Linked DNA regions of Homo sapiens: all the other regions are linked to region 1. The links are chromatin loops, found by intact Hi-C in ENCODE. Cell type or tissue: PC-9. All regions are shown on one strand.

Region 1 (8,000 bases):
CTGTGCCCACCCAAGCTCAGCCCATCCTGGGGTCTGATACGAACCCCAGGGATCAGCCTGTCCAAATAGGGCAACCGAGGCCTAGAGGAGGAGTGTGGAAGCCTCTCCTGGAGAGCTTTTGCTGGGCTAGACGGACCTGGGGAAACAGCCTCCTCCCCAGGGCAACCTGAGGCCAACAGCCCTAGCCCACTGGGCCTGGCAGGGGGCTTGAGAGGGGGCTAGGAATAGCACCAAGAGGGGCCCCAGTGCCCAGCCCTCACTCCCCACTCCCCTACAGCCTCATCACAGCATGGGACACTTTCCTCCTGGGACCTAGGAGCTTGGCAGGCAGCCGGGGGTGGCTGGGCAGCCACAGGCCTTGTCCAGAGGGCACCAGGCTGCAGGGCCACAGGTGGGTGGGGTGGAGGGGGTGAGAGCTCCTTGTCCAGAGGGCACCAGGCTGCTGGGTCACAGGTGGTTGGGGTAGGGGGGCGAGAGCTCCTTGTCCAAAGGGCATCAGGCTGCAGGGCCACAGGTGGGTGGGATGGGGGGTGAGAGTTCCTGCTGAATGCTAGAAACCATGGGGCTCAAGAGCAAGAGTCCCCTCTGTCCCTCCAGAATCTTCTGAAACCTTGTCTCCAAGCTCTACCAGCCCCTGCCCCAGCTCCCACTAACTCCATCTCCACTGTCCCTTCAGTTACCCCAGGCTCGCCGCTTCCTTTCCCTCTGGCTCCCACGGTCTCCCCCCTTTCCTTTCCTACTTTTGCTTCTGGTCTCACCCTCCACACAGCTCCTCTAGGAAGCCATCCCTGAGTGCCCAGGCAGGGCTGCACTGCTGGCCCCTACTTCCCTCCATGGCACACTTGGTCATGGAGGCTGAGGGGAACTGTTCATTTGTCATTTTGCCCCTCGTCCTGGCCTGGGGCTAACTGGGAGAGGACCCCACTTGAGACTCAGCTCTGAGACCCCACAATGCCCGACCATGCTCCAGGCGCTGAAGTGCCCAGCACGTGATGGGCACGTGAAGACATGAGTGAAGAAACGAGTGTGTGACTGGGTGGATGCCATGGGCCGTGCTTGGTGGGAGCCAGAGGGAGGGTTGGAGCCGGGGGCCAGGGAAGAACCGTGGGCAGGGCCCCCACCCATCTGGAAAAGTGGGATGGTGTACGCAGGTCCAGCCGGCAAGTGGCCCCAGCTGTGGCTTCTTTGGCCCCAGCCGCTCGGACGGGGATGGTGTGCGCAGGTCCAGCCGGCAAGTGGCCCCAGCTGTGGCTTCTTTGGCCCCAGCAGCTCAGATGGGGATGGTGTGCGCAGGTCCAGCCGGCAAGTGGCCCCAGCTGTGGCTTCTTTGGCCCCAGCAGCTCAGATGGGGATGGTGTGCGCAGGTCCAGCCGGCAAGTGGCCCCAGCTGTGGCTTCTTTGGCCCCAGCAGCTCAGATGGGGATGGTGTGCGCAGGTCCAGCCGGCAAGTGGCCCCAGCTGTGGCTTCTTTGGCCCCAGCCGCTCTGACGAGGGCTTCCAGGGCTGCAGACGCCACAGGGACCTCTCCAGGGGTCCTGCCCAAGACCTTCCACTGGGCTTCTCCTGGCACTGTGCTTGTGAGGCCACCCTTAGGCCTCAGGGTGGTTTGGCTGCCTGCCCAGGGAAAGCAGTGTGGCCTCAGGTAGGACACCTGGGTCTGGACCCAGAAGGTGTCCCGGCCTTGCCCTGCTGGCCTCAGGCCCTTGCCTGCAGATGGAGTGAGAGGACTCCTCAGCTTCCGCCTGCGTCTCCTCCCCGCTGCTTCCGAGTGAGGCTGGGAGGGTTTTCCCTTCTGTGGCTACAGGACTCCAGCTGTGAGAGGTGAGTGGCCCAGACCACAAGAGGTCCTGGACACAGGACAGTGGCCTGGAGGCCCAGGCTGCCTCCCCTGGCACGACCTCCATGTGTCCTAAGGTGGGGTCAGCAGACGACTCGAAAAAGAGCTGGGTCTCCAGTTCTGGCTGGAGGCACTGCTCACCCCAGGGTCCTGGCAGGAGCACCTGCCAAGGGCAGGCTGTAGGTGAACTTTGGGTCCTGAGACCCCCTCTCCTTTGCATTTTGCTGGCCACCTGCCCACTGGGCACTGTGTATCTATGGGGCACTGCTGTGGGCATCAACATGCAACTCCCTGGATCCCCAAAACTCACAGGCTCTGATTCCCAAGGGTCCTAGGGCACCCAGGCCAAGTGGCTCTGAGTCCCCGGGTCCTTCAAGTGCAAAGACCTGATGAACAGACAGGTAGAACCCTAGGGAAGGAAGGCAGGTGCAAGCTCAGACTCAGAGGGAAACAGGCTAGGACGAGGCCTGGGTCACCGCCAGCTGGAGTCCCTGGTTCCCGTGGCGGAAGGAGTCTGCAGCACCTGCTCCAGCTTTGGGCTCTCCCGGGAGCAAGCTGGCGGCTCTGCTCGGGGAGCTCAGGTTTTCCCGTGTGTCTGGCACACGGTGATTCAGCCACCCCTCCCTGTGCACCGCTCTGCCCCTCTGCCCCTCTACCCCCTGACCACGGCCCCTCCCAAGGGGCCAGCAAGACTAGCCCAGCTTGGGGAAAAGGTGGTCCACAGCCCCTCCTTCCTGATCCCCCTCCTTTAACTCCCAGTTCTGGGAGTTGTGAAGTTCACTCAGACGCATCGAACTCAGACCTTGCCTGCTGCTTTTTAACTGGGTCTTTCTTGTTCTGTTGGTGAAGATACAGTGTTGCTCGTCATCTCTCTGCGACCAGCCATAGCCACTCTGTTCCCCTTCATCTCTCTGTGACCTTGGACAAGGTCCCTGGGCCTCTGTGTCCCCTCATGGGAGGAGGCACATGAGTTGGGTAGAAGGAAGACCCCAGAGGGCCTGGATTCAAATCCTGGTTCTGCCTTTCACTGGCTGTTGAGCTTGGACGGGTTTCCTTACTCTCTGTGCCTCAGTTTTGCCATCTGTAAAATGGAACTAGCACTGACCTATTTGGGGAAGGGGTGTTGTAAAGGTCGTGGACACGTGTGGAACAGGCCCAAGGCCTAGCACGGGGCTGTGCTGGACCTCAGCCAGCTTGGGAGACAGGGGCCGTCACAGAAACAGGACGCTGCCCCTAAGGGTGGGAGCTGAGGCAGGGGAGGAGGAGAGAGCAAGACTCTACAGCCAGCTTGTTGCAAGCCGGGGTCAGGGAAGGAAGAGTGTGGGGTGCATCCTGGGAAGAGCCAGCGGGAGCACAGGCAGGGCTGGGGCTCACTCTGCAGGGGGACGGGGAGGGGATGGGCTGTGGGCACCTCAGTGGGTCAGAAAGGACTCTAAGGGTACACCAATGAGACATCCTCTGCCCTCCAGGGCCACAGGGCCCCTGTGTGCTCTGGCCACCAGACAGTGCCAAGTGAATGGCGCGGGCAGCCCTGTGGGACAGGGCAGGGTGGGAGCCAGGGCTGCAGCTCAGCTGTGAGTCAGGGAAGGACGTGGATCCCCCAAGAGAGGAGGAGGGGACCCGGTGGCAGCAGGGCAGAGGCTCTGTTCCCTTACGTCCCTTCTACAGAGCGGGAAGCCCGGGCTCAGAGGCCTGGAGGAGTGAGTGCAGAAAAAACCCTTTCCTCGCTCCCAGGCTGCCTGGGTCGTCAGCTGTTGCATCCCCCCAGATGGGCCACCAGCCTCACCACCGGCAGCTGTGGGCACAGGCACCGCAGGGGAAGTGGGGTCGGAAGTCAGGGCCAGCCCAGGGCAGAACTGAAGTTGCAAAGGAATTAGCCAGCGAGCCTGCGTAGAGATGGGCTCCCAGAACTCCGGCCCTTCCAGCCATCGGTCCCCAAACCTTACGCAGCAAAGCCCACAGGAATGGCCTATGTCTGGGAGCAGCCAGGTGGCACGCCTGGTGCGGGAACCGCTGGGGCCAATCAGAGGGCAGGAAAGCCCCTGGTGTGGGCAACACCTGCAGGGCAGGGGTGGCCAGGGCTAAGCACGTGGGGGCACCACCCCATGCAGCAGTGAGCCACTGAGTGGGGGTGCGAGGGGCTGGCCAGGGGGAAATGCTCCCAAAATGTGAGCCTTAGGGGCGGAGGCTGGGGTCAGGTGGGCCCCCGGGCCAGGCCAGCAGTAAGGGTGAGGCCTCCAGCAGGCCCCCTGGGAGGATGTGCAGGGCAGCCCGAGGGGACTGGGTGGGGGTTGAACCAGAGCCAAGAAATCAGTACAGTCTGGGCACCAGGGCCGGGCATCTCAGAGGCTTCCTCATTCCTGGCCCTGTGGGAGTAGCCGGACCCCGGCGTGCCGCTGCTGCCGCCGCCGCCGCTGATTCACTTACTGTCTCACGGGGAACCAGGGCCTCCTGCCAAACTGCCCAGCCCAGGCCCCATGCACGCCAGCCCCATGAGCCCCACCGACCACCAAGTCCTGGCTCCGGGCCACCCTCTGCTCTTAGATGGGGAGACTGAGGCTGTACATCCAGGAGGGTCGCCCCAGAGGCTGCCCATGCATCAGGAAGGAACAGGGCTGGGACTGTGAATCCAACACTCTTTTCTGGCTGTCGCCCCCTCTCCACACCCTGGAGGGGTCCATTCCCCTTGAGAAGCCCCTCCACTGGGATCTGGGTCTGGGGCCAGTTCCGTGGGTGCCCGGGCTGGGCACAGCAAGGATGGGGTCTGTTTGATCAGCAGTTCCACCCGATGCCAGGCTGCTGGGACAGCGGGCAGTGGCCAAACCGGCCCTGCCACATGCCTCTGGCCCTCGGGGAAGTGCTGTGCATCGCCGTGTGCACGGCTCTCGCAGGATGCAGGCTGGGAGGCCCTGCCATGGCCAGGCTCTGGGGAGGAGCAGCGGAGCCTGTGGCCAGCTGCAGGCTGTTGAGCTTCTGGGGGCCTCATGCCACCTTCCCAGGCCTGGTGAGAGCAAGGCAGTCCCCAGGGCTGTGGAGCCAAAATCCACCAGACCCAGCTGGATGGACCTACAGGGACCCTGAAAGCCAGACCCCACCCTGGTCAGAGGGAAGCAGAGGCACAGGGCCCAGTGGGGCCTGCTGTCCCTTCTTCTTACAGCAGCTCTGGCCCAGCCCCCAGTAACCAGGTGCCAGGCCCATGGCCCTCCTGTCCCCGCAGCCTGAGCCTGGTGCTGTCCAGCAAGGCCTCAGGGTCTGTGTCCAGTGCCCCAGCTCCCCTGGCTGGGTGGGGACAGCCCAAAGGTGCCTGGAGGCAGGTAGGCATGACTTGATCTCAGGGGTGGGCTCTGGGCAAGGGTGTCTGGTGTGAGGATGGGAGGGACGGCCCACAGAGGGGCAGGAGGAAGCCAGACAGCTGGGGGCACATGAAGGCCTCGGGGGCTCGTCCTGGGTGGGCAGAGCATGTGTCCCCACCGGTGGGGCCGCAGCTGCAGGTACATCGCATGGGGATTCCACACACACTCACTTTTCCGATTCCAGCTTTTATTGGGCCGAGCACTCCCCTCCAGGGGAGGCTGCCGTCAGAAGGGTGGGGACGCAGCACCTTGGTCGCCATCACCCCCATCTGGGCCACCCTGACCCCCGTCTCACCCAGGCAAAGGGCCTGTTGCTGGCAGACTTTGGGGTGGGCAGGGGCTCAGTGGGGTGCCCGGCAGCCAAGGGACAGTGCGAGTGTCTCGGTGGCATCAGGGGCCCCAAGGGTCTGTTGAAGCAGGAGGAGCCTGGTTCGGGAGATGGGGGATGGGATGGGGGGTGGGTATGGGGAATAGGGATGAGGGATGGGATGGGGGATGGGGTCAGGGATGGGATGGGGGATGGGATGAGGGATGAGATGAGGGATGGGATGGGATGGGGGATGAGGGATGGGGGCCGCAGCCATCCCCCTCTCCGGTACCCAGTGTAGGTCACAATAATTTAAAGACACTATAGACATTTCGACGCTATATAACAACATAAGTTAACCAGGTTCCTTGCAGAGGCTGCCGGGCCTATGGACTCAGGTGTGTTCTGGGACTTGGGGAAGGTAAGGGGATGGGGCCAGGCTGAGGGTGGGGCATTCACGGTGGCCCGGAGACTCAGAGCGTCCAGGCATGGTTAGAGGCACATGGGCTGGACCACAGGGCCAGAGCCCAGGAGGGACCCACTTGCCCCAGGCTGAGCCCAGGCCCTTGGCTTGTCGGCTGCTCAAGAACACATTCCTACGGGCTTCCAAGAGAACACACCCTAAATGGGGGCCAGGCCGTGGGCAGTGGGGGTGCACCAGGAGCCAGCTGCAGACCATCCTCTCTGGCCTCGGACAAGTTCCTCCCTCTGTCACTCATGCTCCTCAGAGACAGGGGTGGGAGCATCCAGAAAGGACATGTCCAGCTCTGGATCCAGATTTTCTCAGCACTGGGGTCAGGGTAAAAGGACCAGGACAGGGCTAGGCGAAGCCTCAAAGGCACCGAGGGGAGTGCAGGCCCCAATGAGGCTGTCAGGGGGTGGAGGGAGCAGCCAAGTGCCTCAAGGCATGGGAGCTACCTACTGCCACCCCGGGCATCCTGATGTGTTCTCCCAGGTCCAGAGCCCCAGGCTGGGCAGGAGAAAGGTGGAAGCCTCCAGTCACAGCTGCAGGGTCTCTGGTAGGTCCTTGTGCCACTCTGGGCCTCAGAGTTCCCATCTGTCAAGTGGGACAAACATCCCTGACCACTCACCACCTGCCTGACCCCCGCGGCAGCACTGTCCCAGGGGTCAGGCTGGCTCCAGGGGGAAGGGGGTCTCTGTAAACTGGAGGTGCCAGGCCGGGAGGGTGACAGGATGAGGGAGGGAACGAAGGACTCCTGGAACCTGACGTGGGTGATATTTTGATTTGCTTGATATTATTTTCTTTTCTTTTTTTGAGACAGAGTCGTGCTCTGTCACCCAAGTTGGAATACAGTGGCACAATCTTGGCTCATTGCAACCTCCACCTCCCGGGTTCAAGCAAGTGTCCTGTCTCAGCCTCCTGAGTAGCTGGGATTACAGGTGCACGCCACCACGCCCAGCTAATTTTTGTATTTTTAGTAGAGACAGGGTTTCACCACGTTGGCCAGGCTGGTCTCGAACTCCTGACCTCAGGTGATCCACCTGCCTCGGTCTCCCAAAGTGCTGGGATTACAGGTGTGAGCCACCGCGCCCAGCCATTGATAGGATTTTCAAAAGAAGGAAAGACGGCATGGAGGAGCCTGTCCATGGCTCTCCTCCAAGGCCCGGTCAGGGCTGTGTGGTCTGAAGAGCCCCTGCCCAGCTCACTTCTAGGACCTGCAGGCACCGCGTGGTCCCCATCAACCCCAGGCTGCCTCAGCTCTGCAGGGGCAGAGGGCCGGCCAGGTGGGGCCGGGAAAGGAAACAGAGGGTGTCTAGGGGATGGGCTGACACAGAGTACGGAGTTAGGACTGGCTATGTGTTAGTGCCGAGAATCCTCTTCTGATACTAAGAAAACATAAATAATTTGTGTCAACATCTGTCCCCACCGCCCCAGGGCCCAGCGGCAGACCCAGCCTGGGAACTGGTCTGGAGAGGCCAGCCGGCGTAGCTTTTCTGTGTCCATGCCGCCAGGTGGGGCTGGGGACGCTCAGTCTCCTCATCACTTTGCTCTCTGGGATACAGGTGTGTCCTGGACGTTCATTTTCCCAGAGAGAAGAAAGAGAACTTGCCGGGCCCCGTCGGGGAGCACCAAGACCCCTGGCCTTGCTCTCTGGGTGGGTCACGGGTGCTGTTCTGCCGCAGGAGGTGATGGGAGGAGGTGGCAGGAAGGAGCCCCAGGGAGGCGGGCAGAGGGCGTGGGCCCCGGCCGGTGCCCTCCTGCACCTGGAGCTCCCCGCTTCTGCACCCGTCTATGTCTGCTGCTGGCAGCACCAAGGCAGGGAAGGTGAGGAGTGGATGTGCAAAATGCCGCCGGGTTCCAGGGTGCCCGCGGCCGCCTCCGGGCCTGGCCTCACTTGCAGGTGAAGACCTCGGTGCGCTCGCTGCAGGTGTTGCACTTGACGAAGCAGCACCAGTGGAATTTGCAGTTGCACTGCCACACCTTGGTGTACTGGTGGGTGTTGTAGCCTCGGCCGCAGCACATGGTGTCACAGCCGTCCGC
Region 2 (8,000 bases), 55 kb before region 1:
ACAGGCCCAGTCCCTACTCTCACCGGAGCTAGCCCGGTGGGGTGCAGACTTTGAACGTGCAGTTCACGTGGGGCCCAGGTGAGCCAGTGCCAGGCCTGAGTCGCTTCCCTGGTGACCAGCTGCAGCCTCCTGTCCATCCTGCGCCCTCCTCCTTTCCATCCTCCCTGCTGAGACTTGCCTGCACGTGAGGCCCGCCCGCGTCAGTGCCCCTTTGTGAGATTCGCCCATGCCAGTGCTCCCGCATGAGAAGGTACGCGCACATCACCCCTGCATTCTCACGGGACATAGGGTGTGATGGTTCATTTTATGTGTCAACTTGACCAGGCCATAGGGTGCCCAGATATTTGTTCAGGTATTATTTTGGGCTCATGAGGGTGTCTCTAGATGAGATTAACATTTGAATTGAATTTGAATTGGTAGACCCCATAAAGCAGAGGGCCCTCCCCAACGGGGGCGGGCCCCATCCAATACATTGAAGGCCTGAACATCACTAAAGGCAGACCATCCCTCCAGCAAACCAGAATCGAGGTCAGGATTCCATCCGGTGGTTTCCAGAGGGTACCTTGCTCTTAGAAGATGCTGAGCAGGGAGGGGGGAGGAATAGCATCGGGAGATATACCTAATGCTAGATGACGAGTTAGTGGGTGCAGCGCAGCAGCATGGCACATGTATACATATGTAACTAACCAGCACAATGTGCACATGTACCCTAAAACTTAAAGTATAATAAAAAAAAATAAAAAAAACAAGACCATTTCATAATATTGTTTAAAACAAAACAAAACAAACAAAAAAAAGAAGATGCTGAGCAAATGGCAGCCGCCGTGCTGGGGCTCCTGCAGAGTGGGGTGGGGGGCGGGGTGGAGTGCACAGAGAATCCTGCTGCAGCAGAGGATGGCAGAGCCCCACCTGCTTCCATTGGCAGGATCTGTGTGGGTCCTTATTCTGGGCTTTTATTCACATTGTTCTCCCCCACCAAAAACCTGCTCTTTCTTTAAAGCCCGGCCACAGTGCCCTCCCCCTGTCAGGAAACCTTCCAAGGACTTGGGTCCGCCTCGATCTGCACCTTCCACTAACCCCTGGGACGTGTTCCCACTGCCGTAGATGGTTTCATGCATTATGACGACTCACTCAGAGCAGGCACTGGGAGAGAGATGAATGGTACGCCTGTGGGAAGCAGGCAGCAGGTCACTGCAGTCTTAGGCCTGGTCATGACAGCCCAACCTGGCTTTCTCACAGCTGTGCTTTGATGATGCCTGGGCTCACGTGTCCAGCAATCTATCCCTTCAACAAATACCAAGCACCAGACCCTGGGCTGGGCACTGGGAAAAGACAGTGGCTCTCCAACTGAGGCACTAAAGAAGCGCAGCTTCAATTGTGACAGGGGCTGCAAGAGTGTCGAACAGTCTCCTTTCATAGCGCGTGCATCATGCCTTCAGCACCCTTGAGCTCCGCAGGGGCTACTGAAAACCTGAATTCTGCCCAAACATCTGGCCCCCCATCTCCTCTCACCTCCTACTTCACCAGGACCTTCAGACAGGAACTCCCTCAATTTCTCACCCTCAATCCTTCCAGCCTGCACCTGCACCCACCTGCTCCTGTCTCCCTCCTGGACAGTGAAAGAAGCCCATCTCCTTCCAAGGCCAGCCCTCCACCTGTGAGCGACGCTGCCCATTCCACTTCCACAGGGACCTCACGCTCAGGCAATCCTCAGTCTCCTGCATCTTCCACCTCTCCCTCCCTGCCACCTCCTTTCCCGTAGGCTCAAGCCTGACCCATCCTAAAAGAAAAAGAAAATGCCCGAATTCCAGATACCTTGTTATTCATTATTCAGCTAAGTTATCTTCAAACATTTTGTTCACATCTCCCCAAAGAACACGGAAAAAAATCTGTATCAAACTATCAAGTTGATTTCTAAATTTTTTCATCTTAAGTATTTACAGATGCAAATAATATAATTTTCAACAAATAGCTGAGATGCTTTAAAATAGAACAATTACATCACTCCTTCAATGATCTTAATAGAATTCAAATACAGAAAAATGTAGTACCCACCATTATCCATTTTGAAGTGGAACATGCTTTCTTTTAATGTTCGGAAATACAGCTGGCCCTCAAACAACACGAGTTTGAACTGCAAGGAGCCACTTATAAAATGGGTTTTTTTCAACCAAACATAGACTAAAAATGCAGTGTTTGTGGGATACTCCCAAATATACTGAGAGAAAGCTATATTCTTACTACTTCTTCTAAAACCTGCATTTTCATGTCCCTTCACTCAGAATGTTATCCTAAGGTAGTATGTTTATGCTTGAAATTCTAGAGAATAACTATGATTTCACATACAGAACTAAATTAAAATATATAACAAAAAGATGCCTGGAAAAATCTGAATATTTGGAAATTGAAAAGCATTTTTATGAATAACTTGTAGGTCAAAGAAGACATTAAAAAGCAAATTGGAAATACGTTGAGCTGAATAATATGGAAAATACAATATCTGGAAATTTTTTAGATGCAGCTAAAGCAGTGCTTGAGGGAAATGCAGAGCTTTATGCTGTGTTAGAAAAGAAGGGAGATTGAAAACTGATGATCTAAGTTCCCAACATAAGAAACTAGAAAAACAAGAGCAAGTGAAATACAAAGTAAGAAGAAAACAATACCAGGAAAAGCAGAATGAATGGAATCGAAAATTGTCAAACAATAGAGAAAATCAATAAAACCAAAAGCTGGATCTTTGAAAACATCCATAAAATTGCTCAATCTCCAGCTAGAAAAAACCCCACACTTTAAGGATAACAGCAGTGACAGATAGGACATCACTACAAGTCCTACAAAGGGAGATAAAGAAAAATTATGAATAATTTTATACCAAAAATGTTGACAGCTTAGATGAAATTATTTCCATGAAAGACATGAATTATTAAAATGGACATAAGAAGAAATAGAAAATCCTAATAGCCCTATATCTATTAAAGTCGAGGCCGAGCTCAGCAGTTCACACCTGTAATCCCAGCACTTTGGGAGGCTGAGATAGGAGGATTCCTTGAACCTAGGAGTTCGAGACCAGCCTGGGCAACAGAGCAAGACCCCATCTCTACAAAAAATAGAACAATTAGCCAAGGTGGTAGCTCATACCTGTAGTCCCAGCTACCCAGGAGGCTGAGGTGAGAGGATTGCCTGACCCCAGGAGGTTGAGGCTGTACTGCGCCATGATTGTGCACTGCACTTCAGCCTGGGCAACAGAGCTAGGTCCTGTCTCTTAAAAAAAAAAGAAAATAAAAGAAATTGTCTTCCACAAAGAAAATTCCAGGCCTCAATCATCAATCTTATCTTTCTCTAAAGCATGATTCACCCGGCAGCCAAAGTGATCTTTCTGGAGTGCAGCTCTGTCCTGCCATTCCCCTACCTGAAATTCTTCAGGGGCTTCCTCCCCAAGATGGCATTCGAAGCAACTGATGAGCCAGCTGGTGCCTCTTGACACCCTCATCTCTAACCACCATCCTTCCCCACTCTGTGCCCCCTCACACCCACACATCACACACTACTGCAAATTCAAGGCAGTAAGTTTGTTGAGCATTTGTTCAGAAAAGTTATAAGAAATAACATTTAAGCAGAGCCTCAAACGCTGAGTTGGGTGAGCCAGATGGAGAAGAGGTGGAAGAGCTCCCGGCAGAGCCAACTACACGTCTAACCTCCTTCCAGAGGTGAGAAAATCCCCACACATCCAATTATCCACCCCAGCAGCTCTCTGGCGGCAGTACCCCCTCCCCCCACCAGGGGGCATTTTGGACTATGTGGGAGCGTGAGTTGTCAGTCACTAGGGGATGTCACTGACATTTAGTGGGCCCAAGTGTCTGACATCCAGCAGTGCCCGGAACAGGCCCCACAGTGAAGTGCCTGTTCTCTCGGGTTTGCCTCTGGAAGGAGGTAACTTGTGCAGTTAGCTCTGCCGGTAGCTTCTCCACCTCTCCTCCACCTACCAGCGTTTGAGGCTCTGCTTTTCTCGGAAACCTTTCTGAACAAATGCCCAAGAAACTTACTGCATTGAATTTGCCTCCCCCACCCCCACCTTTTCTTAAATAGAAGTCAAGTTAAATTCCATGAGGAGAGACTTTTAACTTGAATATACTCTGAAAAACATTAAGGAGGGGAGAGGAAATGGTAATGTTTACTCTGTAACCATGGCGTCCTCCCCACTCCTGAGAGAGGCTTTCGCCTGCTCTTGGTATTCTTGAGCTGTAAGTGGTTTCCCTGGAGCTGCTGGCTCACACCTGGGCCTGCACAGTTGCAGCAGCTTCCCGACGCCCGCTCGCCTCTCCCCTTGCCGCCTCCTGCTTCCTCATCCCCATTCATCTTTGCCTTTCATTATATTAGTCCATCTTTCCGTCGGAAGCACCAGCACTCGCCAGGCTCTCCCCCTCCCTGCTCCCAGTCTGGGAGCCCATCTACCTGGGGACCCCCGGCCCTGCTCCCCAGGAAGGTCCTTGGGAAGAAAGGTGAGACCGTTCTTTAACCAAGGGAAGGGCAGGAAGTGTCCTGGAGTTTGCCCCATCTGGTTTGCCAGGACACACAGCAAAGAAGCACTTAGCTTCCGTCTTGGTATCTTTTTTTTTTTTTTTTTAATTTTGCATTAGTAATTATGGGCTGTGGTGTTACTGAAATCTGAAAAACTCAAGGAAGAAGTCTGCCTGCGCCGTGGTCATTGATTCTTTGCTTCTTTAAATGTATAGCTGAGTCTAAAGACTTGTCAGTCAAGGCAGGAAGATTAGCCTCACCCATGTGAAAGGAAGATGGGGAAGAAAAAAAAAAGCCTTGTCTGAACTTGAAAATAAAAATGCTGATGTGGTTTTTATTCCAAAAACATATCTTACTGATTAGGAGCATGGAGCACCACTGGATCGTGGGTGGGCCAGCTGTACTTGGCCTCCCCACTCTGCTGGGCCAGGCTGTCCGCCCGCAGGATGTCAGAGGCAGGGGCCCAGTGGGATCTTTGCTGATGGGTGTGGCGTGTGCACACGTGCACACAGGCACTGAGACGGTGCCCTCGGTCAGCACATTCACCTTCAGGCAGGAGACAGAAGGCGAGTCCCTGTGGAAGCAGCATGGACCCGGAGTCAGATGGGGCTGGGTTTGAACCTAGAGCTGTCATTTACTAACTGAGTAACCCTGGGCAGGTGACAAATGCTTTGAGCCTTTGTTTCATTGTCTGTAAGACAGGGATCGTGGCACCTACTTTGTTGAGGTTGATGGGGTAATGCATGCACAGCCCATGGCCCCGCCGACACAGGATAGACGCTCCATGAAAGGCCACCATGCCAGGGACTAGTGCGGTGCATGGCCATACTGCGGCCCTCTCCACCGCCCCCTACCCACCACCGCCCCCTGCCATCTGAGGCAGGCTTTGCCCAGGCAGCCTTTCCCTCTCTGGGTTTTCTCCCGAGGGTTTGGGCTGAAGGACAGGCCTTAGCCTTGGTGGGCCTCAGTGTCCATGACTGTGAAATGGAGCCGACACCTCTGCAGCTTCGACCACACAGGGCTTGTGGCTTGGCATGGCCGCAGACGCACTGCCAGGCCGGCAGCCTTCGCCAAGAACTGGATTCCTCCCGGCCTGGCCCGGCTCGGCTGGCATTCTCGCCAGTTTCATTGGGTTGAGTTCCAGAGCGATGGCAGCGATTGATAATGCTGTAATTGGAGTGACTTGGGTATTTTCTGAGGTGTTGCCACGATGACTCATACTAGGGCAAGTTGAGGGCCCGCACTGTCCAGCCGGAGTCGGTTAGAGACCCTCAGGAGGCTCACAGGCTCCAGGGCCTGGATGTTAGGATGTGAGGCCTGGGGTTACCGAGATCCCACACCCAGGAGATGCTCGCGTGGAGCCTTCGCTCACAGCGGCCTGCGCGAATGGGGCTTGCTCCGAGAGGTTCAGCTGGCACCGAGAGCTGGCACCGAGAGCGTTTCCAGCTGCAATCTGTTCCCAGCAATTAATAACTGTAAATAACAAGTCCGCTCCTCCGCCTGGCTCCGCGCTACTCTCCGCTTCCCTCCCAGCCCCTCAGCTGCTCCCCTTCCCGTGCCCACCCTCCCTCTCCTCCCCTCTTTCCTTCCATGTCGTCGAGAGGTCCCTGCCGTCCCTTCCCCGGGTCCCTCTGAGAACACCCAGCTCCCTTCCCGTAGGCCATGGGGGAAGGGACGAGCTCTGGCGCGGGGCAGGCGGGTGCTGGGGAGGTGGAGACAGCGCGCTCCCGAGCCCTGGACCACTCCCTCTGCCCCGCGCGGGGCCGAGCTCCACGGCACGTGCTTTGGCTTGGACCGGGAAGGCCCGCAGTCCCACAGTGCCCGGGGAGGACGGTCCGCGCCTTCCACGACTTCGCGCCGCCCGCGTGGCTGCAGCGCCGTGGCCCGGGGACGCGAGGCCACAGCCCGGGAGCGAGGAGCGCGGGAGGACCGGCCTGCCTGTGCCCGGCAAAGGGGGCCCTTCCGAGGCGGGCTCCCTTCCCCGCCGCTCCCGTAAGCGCGGGAGCCAGAGGACCCCAGACCCGCCGCGGCCCACCCCAAGCCCCGATCAAGTCCTGCAGCGCGGGAGGGACCCCTGCAGGCGCGGGGCCAGACGGGCGACAAAGCGGCGGACTGCGAGGGCCCTGAGGAAGCCGGCGGCGCGGGGTCAGGAGCAACCTGCTATTCGTAGGGTCAGGAGCCCACGCGTCCCCACTGCGGAGGGCGGGGTCGCAGCCAGGCCTCCCCGTTTCTAGCTGTGCGGCCTGGGGCGAGGTGCTTGACCTCTCGGGGCCTCAGTTTCCTTCTCTATGAAGCGGAGCTGATCGGCCGCGTCCCGGGGCTGCTGTGACAGTCCAAGGCGAGAACAGCAGCTCCGCGCCGCCCCTGGTGCTGGAGAACCGCTGGGGCCTCGGGAGAGGGCGCGGCGCGGCGGAGCGGCCCTGGCAGCCGGAGGGCGCGTGTGGCCAGGGCCGATCCTGCACTGCCCTCTGCGGGATGGCCCGGCCCAGTCCTCGACCCCCAGCACCTCCGCCGCCCGGCCTGGCCACCACCTCCGCTCCACGCGCCCAGGCCGCTCCCGTCGCGGGTCTCGGAGATTCTCCCGCGCCCAGGGGTGTCCCGCAGCCCCGGGCCTCAGCACCCAGCGCTCCCTTCTCCACGACGACAATGAGGCGGACCCTCCCCAGCGCCCTCCAGAGCTGTCGCATCCCGGGAGGTCAGGGCGAGTGTTGTTTGCATTTCACAGAGCAGGAAGCTTAGGCACAGACAGCGGCTCCCCGACCCTCGCTCGGCCTCTGCTGAGCAGGGAACGGCCTGAACGCGTCCGGCCAAGCGCCGCCTCCGGCCTCTGCCCGCGGCCCGGCGCGCCCTCCTCCCCAGCGCGCCCCTATCCTGCACGCATCCGCGGCCCCGGGCCCTTTCCGCAGCCCCACGCGGTCTCCTCCCGGGTTAAATCTATCCACTCGCGCGTTCCTTGGCAGCCGTGATCACAGGCGTGACCACGGTCCCCAAGCCCTCGCGCCTCCGTCCACGCTATTGCGGCCGCCCCTGCGCGCCTGTCCCCTCCCTGTCCCCTCCTTCCAGCTCTGGAAACAGCAGCACCGGAAGCCCCCTGCCCCAGACTCACTGCCCACCCCCGGCCGAGCTGGCTGCCAGCCGAGCCCCTTGGATCTCTGCGCCCCCCCGGGCCCCCCACCACTCCACAGCCCTGCGTGTCTCTGCTCTTTCTCAAAGTAAAGCCCTTCAAGTGCCATCCACTTGCGTCTCCCATTGGGATCCCCCTTCTCCCACCCCACAGCCCCTCCTCTGAAGCCTTTCATGTCCCTCAGTCTGGCTGCGACTCCTCCTTCTCCTGCCCTCCTGCTGGGTTCCCTGCCTTCCCCACTGGCGGCTTCTCCCCTGTGCTCTCCACCGGGTTTCTCTCTTCTACATTCCCTGGAAACCCATCCAGTTCTTCAGACACAATAATTCTCCTATGACCCCCAAATATGTGCAGCCTGGAC
Region 3 (8,000 bases), 50 kb after region 1:
TCCAGCCCTACTCAAACCTGCTGCTCCCCACTCCTGATGCTGCCACATCCTCTTCACACCTCCAGGTCTTTGCCCACGTCTGTCCCTTTCCCAGGAACCCACCTTCCTTCCCTCCAGCAGGTCCTTCAGGGCCGAGGTCAGAGGCTGCCTTACTTGAGAGGTCTTCCCTGGGCCACCCTCATCACAGATGGCTTAGAGCTCCTGCTGTGGGTCCCACAGGGCTTTGTGTCAACGACGCTGGAAGGCAGGGCGGTAGGGACTTTCCTTCCCAGTCACACCTGCACACCTGGCCAGCCCTGATAACCCACCCGCGGGGGCTGCCGTCACGCTGTGGGCATGAAGGGAAAGTTCAGGGTGGTGGTGGAGCCAGCAGGAAGGGGAGGAGGGAGGAAGAGGACCTGGGGGAGCATCCAGACCCACCACCCAGATGGGGAAACTGAGGCCCAGAGAAGGGGAGGGATACCCTCAAGGTTGCCGCAAGCCCACAGCTGAGCCAGGAACAGGACCTGGGCATCCAGGACCACACACATGCTGACCCAACAAAGCTGGCCAGGCTGGTCTCAGAGCTCCTGGGTCAGGGGCGAAAGCAGGACAAGACCCAGAACAGAAGGCCTCTGGGCTTCCCATACCCGCAGGACAGCTGCACCTCTGGTCCCAAAGCTAAACTTGGAGGCAGCCCCTGCAACCTTGAGACCCTCGCTCAGGGCCCCGGGGACTCTTGGTCAACACACAGTTCTAAGCAACTGGAGGCATTGGTTTCTGCCTGGAGAGGACAGGCAGGAAACGGGACACGCAACAGAGCCCGCCCAAGGCTGGAAACCCGCCTTAGTAAAACACCGTGACAAGTGGCATGGACCCGACAGCCAGGAGTCCCTGGGCTCAAATCTGGGCTCAGCTGCTTGACCTGGGCGAGTGACTCTGCACCCTGACCTCGTCTTCCTCACTCCACCACCTACCAAGGCAGACGGGCCTCTCCTAGCTCCCCTTCTCTGGCAGCCCGAGGGGGACACAGATTCCAAAGCAGACCCTGGGCACTGTGCACACGTCAGTCCCACTAGGGAGGGCCTTCTGGGGGAAACTGAGTCCTCCAGAAGTGGGAATGCCTCATCCTGTGTCCCCCAGGCGGGGGTCTGCAGGGCAGGCAGTGCATTCTGGAGGACTTCCCAATTGGAAGGGGCTTTGCCATCTGTCTCACCACGTGGGACTGCGCGGGCCTAAGTCTCAGCTCTGGATGCCTCCTCACCCTGGCCACGCCAATACCCACTGCGCGGAGGCCAGCTGAGACACCACCAGTCCTTGTGCCCGGGCTCCCTCCGGCCTGGCCCATTCAGAGCTCCAACAGGGCACGGAAGGGTTGGAGCAGGGATCACAGTGCGGGAGGGCTCCAGAAAGCGATAGAGGCCTGCAGGGGTCATGGGATAGGACTCCAGGGGATGCTCACTCGGGCTCTTCTCCGTTGCTGCTGACACCCGGCAAGCTGCTCGTCGGGTGCGGTGGCTTCCTCCCAGGCCCAGCTCCAGGCACCTGCAGGCTTCACACTCTAAAGCTGCAAAGGCTGCTTGGGGGAGCAGGACGTTAGTGTCTTCTGCACACAGCCTCAGACCCAGCCTCGTGGCAGCTCCAGCACCTCAGCTGCCACCTGCTCCAGCCTGGGGATGGAGGAAGTGTCGATGGCCCTGTGCCAAGCCTCACTTGCCACTCTACTACTGAGACTGTGGGATGGCCTCTGGAAAGGCCAACCACTCCACCGGCTGCTTGCACAGAGAACCTGTGAGCGCTGCTTCTCTGCCCAGGCAGGGACCCTCCCCAGCATCCCCGGCCCTCACTCCTGCATCTGCTTGTATGCCTCCGGGGCTGGAGAACTCACTGCCTCTCTGCCAACAGTGGAGCTGACCCAAGCCTCAGGACCCACGCTCAGAGGACAAGAACGCCCTGGGTGAGGGGCAGGGATGGGGGAGGGGCCCCAGGCAGGCTGAGTGGGAAGACAAGGAAGGGGGGAGGGAGCGCACCTGTACCCACCCCCACCCTGCCGGCCAGCCTGAGGTGAGGCCCCCAGCCCTGCGCCAGGGACGGAGGACAAACGGTGGTTTTGTCCTTGGCCAGCGGGCGGCCCGCACCACACAATGACCCTTTCATCAGGCTGAAGGAGCCCTGGGCCGGGGTTTCATCTGACAAGGGAGGGCGCCCGGCCTCCTGTCCCTTTGGGAGGGGAGCTGAGCCCCATCTGAGCCGGACCCAAGGCTGTGTAGGGCGGCAGCCTTAGGAGCCTGCTACCGCCTCTCCATCTGCTGGGGATGACAGGGAGCAGTGTGAGCCGTGAGGGCTTGGGCTCCCACTGCATGTGGGTCCTAGTTCTGGGGCTCCCACTGCATGTGGCCCCTTCCAATTGGGAAGTCCTCCAGAATGCACTGGCTCCGCACCCTGGCCCTGGGCCGATGGCCTAGACACCCACAACCGAGCCCTCTACCTCATCCAACACCGCTATGCCACACCCAGGGTCTGTTAGGGTCCTCCGAGAACAGAGCCTTGGTCCACACCCAAGCAGGGGCCCTGGGCTCCCCATAGGCACCCACCTGCCCTGCCAGGGTGACTCAAGCCTCCGGGGATGTGGTGGGTGGGAGGGGAAGGGGCGGGAGTGTGACTTGCTTGGCCATTGTCCACTGTGTCCCCAGAGGAGCCCAGGGAAGTGTGTGAATGAGGGAACAATAATGTGCCGTCGGCGCCTCAAAAATCACCAACTTCATGATCATCACCTCGCCCCCCATCAGCACCTCCAACTGCTGGCTGGAGCCTGAGGCCCTGGGAGACCCTGATTCCACTCCCCGTGGGACTGCATAGGGGGAGCTTCCCTTCAGAGGCAGCGCGGGCACTGGGTGAGGAGCTGGAACTGGGAGGGCTGAACCCCTGGGATCCAAGGTGACCTTGGGAAACAGCCTCTTCTCTGGATCCTGGCATCCCATCGGCCCACCTCAGCAAGATGTTCTGAGCCTCCCTGGAGGGGAACCCCTGGTGAATGTGTTTGACAGTATTGTTCCCTCTTCTAGGGGTCTCTTTCATGTGCCTGTTTAGTCTGGCCAACTCCTATCCATCCTTCAAAACCCTGTCTGAGAGTCATCTCCTCTGGGAAGCCCTCTGAGATGCCCTAGGGGGTCCACCACTCCTTCCTGAATGAACACAGCCACTGGGCCTCCCTCTGTGCTGCCTGTGGCCAACCTCCCTGTTCCTGATAGCTGAGAATGGCCTGTCTCCTGCACACCGACCACACCAGGCATCAAGCTAGAGCTTCCCACAGCCACCCGGTGAGGTTTGTGCTCCCGTGATCTGCACTGGAGAGGGAAGAGCTGGGCCTTGGGACACAGCCAGGCAGTGAGGGCCCTGTGGAGTCAGGATGAGGACCCAGATCTGAGTCACTATCATGCCCTTTGGCCTCACGGGAAACCATGTTAGAAAACGGCGCATTATCCTACAGGCCTCAGTGCACAACCGTGGAGTCCAGCGTCACCCCAGGACCTCCTGTCCTCCCTCTGCACACAGACGGTCCAGGATGCACATTCTCCCCTTTAGCCAATGGTTGTTGGGTCTCGTCCACCTGGTGATGAGTTCTGGGGAGTTTCCTGTGATTAGGGAGGCTCCACTTGCCCACCTCCAGTGGGGGGTCCCCAGTTGAGATCTCATCAGATTTCCCAGCTTGAACCCCACATGCACACCCTCTATGGAACGTTCTACACTTTCAAGTGCCAACTACACGTGGCCTGATCTGAGCCTTGGGAGAGGGATCACCATCCCAAGTGACCCATGAGGAGACTGAGGCCCAGAGAGGCTCATGGACCTGCTCAGGGCACACAGCAGAGCCCCTCCCAGACCTGGATAGACGCAGACCCTCCAGGCTGGGAGTTGCCCCTCCCCCAAGGGCAACCTGAACACGCCTGAGCCACGGGGCGCATCCTGTCCCCACACGGGCCATGGTGCCATGGGAGTAGGCCTGGTTCATCTCCTCCCCCTCGAGGGTCATGGCCACAGCACTTCTGGGACTGTGGCTGGCACCGCTGACAAAGCCACAGCGGTGGAGCCGGGAAGAGGCCTGGCCTGGCGGGGCCGTGGTAAGTGCCCCCCCACCCTGCCACAGCCAGGTGGTCGGTGAGTAACCGCCCCGTCACCCATGACTCACTTGGCTCCCCAGAGCAGGCGGTCACCATGACAGGCTCCTACCGGAAGACCTGGGGGGGTCGTCAGAGCCAACCCCCACATCTGGGAGAGGAAGACTGAGAGCGGAAGAGACCTGCCTGGGACAGAAGCGCAGCCTGGTCCTGGTCAAGGCCTCAGCCAGGCCCCCATTGCAGCTGACCCAGCACCACAAGCCTTCCTCTTGGCCTGCAGTCCCCTACCTGCCCTCCCTTGGGCCCTTACTGACCCCCGCTGGCCCTGGGAGCTCCTGCACTGACAACAGAGCTCTGCACAGAGAAGGCGAGGGCTGGCCAGAGCCGCCTAGCACGGCTGCAAGTCAGCATGTAGCAGGGGCGCAGGGCGCTTCCAGGCCAACACACCCGTCCAACCTGATCAGTGGCAGGGGCCCAGGCATGCGTCTGGGATTCGGTGTGCACCGACCACAGCCCAGGACAGGGAGCTAGAGGAGCAGTCCAGATGAAAGGGGGAGGATCAGCTGTCAGCCAGCGTCTGGGATCCCAGCAATGGGATCTGGAAAGCTCCTGAAAGTTCTCTGGAGCAGAATGAAGCCTCCACCCAGCGACCCTCCTAGCCCAGGCATCCTCAGATCCAAAGGCCAATGCCATCGAGTGCGCCTGCAGTGCTGAGGGTCGGCTGACACTCACCCCCACCTCTCACAGCTCTCCAAGCACTTGCTGCTGGCTGCCTCCCCCAAGTGCAGCCATCGGGTCAGAGACATCGAAACCAAGGTCTTCTCACTTTGCATGCTTTCATTCAAACCGAATCGCGCAGGCCCTACTCCCATCTATGGTCAGCCTTGCGCCCACCAAACAAACCGGGCAAGGGAAATCTGAGACCCACCCCCCTCACTCCGGGAACGTGTCTGGGTTCCTCTCCGCTTGGGGAAGGCTGGCGTCAGCGTCTTCCTCCCTGTGGGGCAGGAGCTACTGAGGGCAAGTCAGGGATGCAGTCTGCCTTCCTGTCCCCGACGACCCAGGCCAGACCCCAGCACTGGCCCAGGGATGCCTGGAAAAACTGTTTCCTTAGGAGAATTTCTGCCAACACAGCTGGGCAGTGCACACTCCAGGAGCAAGCCTGGCGGGGGTAGTCACTGCAGGCCCGGATGAGGGGCCAGCCCTGAGGTAAACCCGGGGTCTGCAGAGGTACACTGGGCACCACCTTGCCCCAGAGGCCCCTCACTGCTGCCTTGGCATCAACTCCCACCAGGCTTCTGGGGCCCCTGCGCACCTCCCTCTCTCCGACCCTTACCCCAACCCCCAACCCCCCCACTTCCCTTGCCTCCACCTCCGCAGGACTCCTGGTCTCCCACCCCGGACACCTCTCTATGAACACCGAACCTCAGCCAGCCGGCTCCAAAACTGATTTCCCAAGCACCGGAGCTGCCAATTCTCTAGCAAGGCCTAAGGCTGAAACGCCAGGATTCTGGGGAGGGGGAGGCTTCCTGGCCTCCAACCGCTAGACGCTGAAATTCCAAAGTCCCCTGGTTGATCCAGTTCCTGGAAAGGACACCAGAAGCAGGACCCAGGGACCCTGGCACTTTATCAGCCTGGGTCCCCACTGCTCAGGCGGTCCCCACCCGCATGCGCCCTGCTGCCCCGCCCCCCTCAGGCGATGCCTCCGCAGCCGGGGCTGCCCGCCGGGCCTGGAGCGCTCTCTGTGCCCGGACCTTGTAATTATGTCCCACAGCCCGGGAAACCGCGGGCCTCGCAGCATCTGGCTGCGGTTGCGAACTTTTGTTTCAAGATGCGCGACTATTTATAGAAGGAAAACTGGTAGGATAGTAATTTCCTAGGAGCAAGAGGAGAAATTGGCTGCGTCTTTATTAAATGGGGGTGGGGGCGAGGCGATGTATTAGGACTGCAACCGCATGGGGGGAGGGGGTGGCGCAGGGAGCGGGAAGGCAGCGGCTGCCCCCTCTGGCCGCGTCAGGCGACCCCGGACGTGGCCCGCGTGTAAAGGAGGGGGAGGGGGAAGGGAAGAGAAGGGGAGGGAGAGCAGGCTCTGAGGTTTAATCAGTAGCATCCAGCTTAAATTCCCCCAAACGGCGGTTCCATAAATGAAACTTCTTTTTAAGTCAGAGGCCAGAGCATATGCGTCCCATTAGGAATTCGGCGAAGCCACCACTGCGCGCCCCCTGGGCTCACTGGGCTGGACTCGGCCCTGCCCGGAGCTTCTCAGAGCCCCGTGGGCTCTGCCTTGCCGGGCACACACACGCGCGCCCACGCTCCGCGCTCTCCCTTGGCCGAGACAACTGGGCGAACGCGGCCGCCAGCACGCAATGCGCGTCCTCCTCGCCCCCAGGTGAGGACTCGGCAGGGGCAGGGATCAGGCTACCCAGCGCGGCAGGAAGGCGCGAGAAGCCGCAGCGACTTCGGGGTACAGTCCGGGCGCTGTCCGGTGAAGCGCGGCGTGCACGTGCATGCCGGTGTTTGCACGAGGGAGCGGGTGTGTGAGTGCGGCTCTCCCAAGTGTGGCATGGTATTGCGCGCCGCGTGGGTTAATATGGGGAGGGGTCCCCCGCTGGTCCAGGACTCTGCTGGGACGCGCAGGGAATCTCGGCGCCGCTCGCGTGCCCGCGGGCCCTCGCGCTGGGCGTGCACAGCCTGCTCTACTCCCGCAGTCGAGCCGCTCTCAGGCCATCCTTTCTTTGACCCCAGAGCCAGGACTTCTCACTGCCGTAGCTGCCCGCCAAGTGCTCCACCTCGGCAGCTTAGGCTGGCGAGGCGACCTAAAGTCCCCCGGCTCCCGCGCGCGACGGTCACCCGGTGCCCCGCCCAGGGGCCTCGCTGCCGCGTTCCCTGCCCGCCCGGTTCCAGCGCTGGAGGCCCGGGGGGAGCCCACCCGCCCACCCCGCACGCCGCCCGCGGCACTCACAAGTAGCTGCCGCTGGACAGGAGGAGAAAGATCTGCGGGCAATAGACGGAGACGAGCGCGCTGCGCGGCGACAGTAGAAGCATGGTGGGCCGGCGTGCCTGGCGGGGCTGAACAGGCTCCGCGGGCCGGGCGCCTGGGCCAGCTGAGGCCGGGGTCCCCGCGGAGCTCCCCGATGCAGGGCGGCGGCGCTGGGCGCTAGGGGCCGGGTCTCGTGGGCCCGGGCGCAGTTGTCGCCCGTGCCCCGCCGCTAGGGCCGCGCATGGCGCTGGGTCTGGGGCAGCGGCGGGAGCTGGGGCTGGAGTGCGGGGCGGGGACCCGGCCGGGGGCAGCGGGCGCGCCTTGGCTGCGGTCTGGACCTCCGTCCGTCTGTCGGTGCGAACCGGCTCTGTCGCTCGCTCTGGCTCACTTCTCCAAGTCTCCCGAGGCGCGCAGCTGCCATTGGACGGGCCGCCCCTACATCCGCCTCCTCCCCCGGCGGGTTTTTTTAAAGGGGAGGCTGACCGGAGCGTGCGGTGGGAGCCGCCTCCAGGGCTTGCCCAAGTTGCCTTGGCTGGGACACCCGTACCCCCACCTTTAGGGAGCCACACAGCTCTGGCCTGGCTCCAGAAGGTGCACGTGGGGGCGGCTCCCCGGGGGAACTGCGCGGAGGCTTGTGCTCCTCTTGGGGGGCTGTGCTCGGCAACGTATGCGCGTGTGTGCATGCATGTGCCTACATGTGCCTGTGTGTGCCTGCGGGAGCGTGGGCAGTCTGTGAGGACAGGTGTGTGTGCACAGATGCATTGAGTGTCCTGAGCCTCTGCCCCCGTGTGCCCTGGGTTTAGGGAGGCTGGCTGTGGGTCGCACACAGGCACTGCCATGGCTAACCAGGCCCAGCCTTGTGCTGGTGCTGAGCTTGCACGACCCTGCCTGGGCACCTCTTTGGAGAGGCCGCCAGTGGGAAG

Evidence for each region. Hi-C counts contacts between places; a loop is a spot of excess contacts. Peaks named below come from ENCODE experiments on the same cell type or tissue, not always from the same donor. Only the 100,000 strongest peaks of a DNase experiment are listed, where the experiment ranks them.
Region 2: a loop joins it to region 1, with 5 times the contacts of the local background. A loop is called at or near these places in 4 of 110 quality-filtered maps.
Region 3: it touches region 1 in a loop (4-fold over the local background); 10 of 110 quality-filtered maps call a loop at or near these places.

The regions. Positions count from the first base shown.
Region 1 is chr22:45,915,006-45,923,005 of GRCh38, forward strand. It overlaps WNT7B (Wnt family member 7B), which reads right to left. Exons shown (of 4, transcript NM_058238.3): 4 at 5,361-8,000. The coding sequence ends at 7,851. Among named protein-coding and RNA genes, the nearest start is that of WNT7B, 58 kb to the right of the region's middle. In PC-9, no CTCF peak of the experiment used is centred here; DNase peaks (open chromatin) are centred at 1,736, 2,330, 4,186 and 4,676; H3K4me3 peaks cover 877 bases; H3K27ac peaks cover 2,022 bases.
Region 2 is chr22:45,860,316-45,868,315 of GRCh38, forward strand. It overlaps LOC105373071, which reads left to right and starts at 6,434. Exons shown (of 6, transcript XR_007068133.1): 1 at 6,434-8,000. RefSeq lists an enhancer at 7,028-7,602. In PC-9, CTCF peaks have their summits at 3,768 (motif pointing right) and 3,967; a DNase peak (open chromatin) is centred at 3,796.
Region 3 is chr22:45,965,096-45,973,095 of GRCh38, forward strand. The region is part of intron 1 of WNT7B (Wnt family member 7B); the gene reads right to left. Among named protein-coding and RNA genes, the nearest start is that of WNT7B, 8.1 kb to the right of the region's middle. RefSeq lists enhancers at 1,888-2,784, 3,481-4,680, 3,500-4,403, 4,014-4,308. In PC-9, a CTCF peak has its summit at 4,446 (motif pointing left); DNase peaks (open chromatin) are centred at 4,166 and 4,456; H3K4me3 peaks cover 1,170 bases; H3K27ac peaks cover 1,595 bases.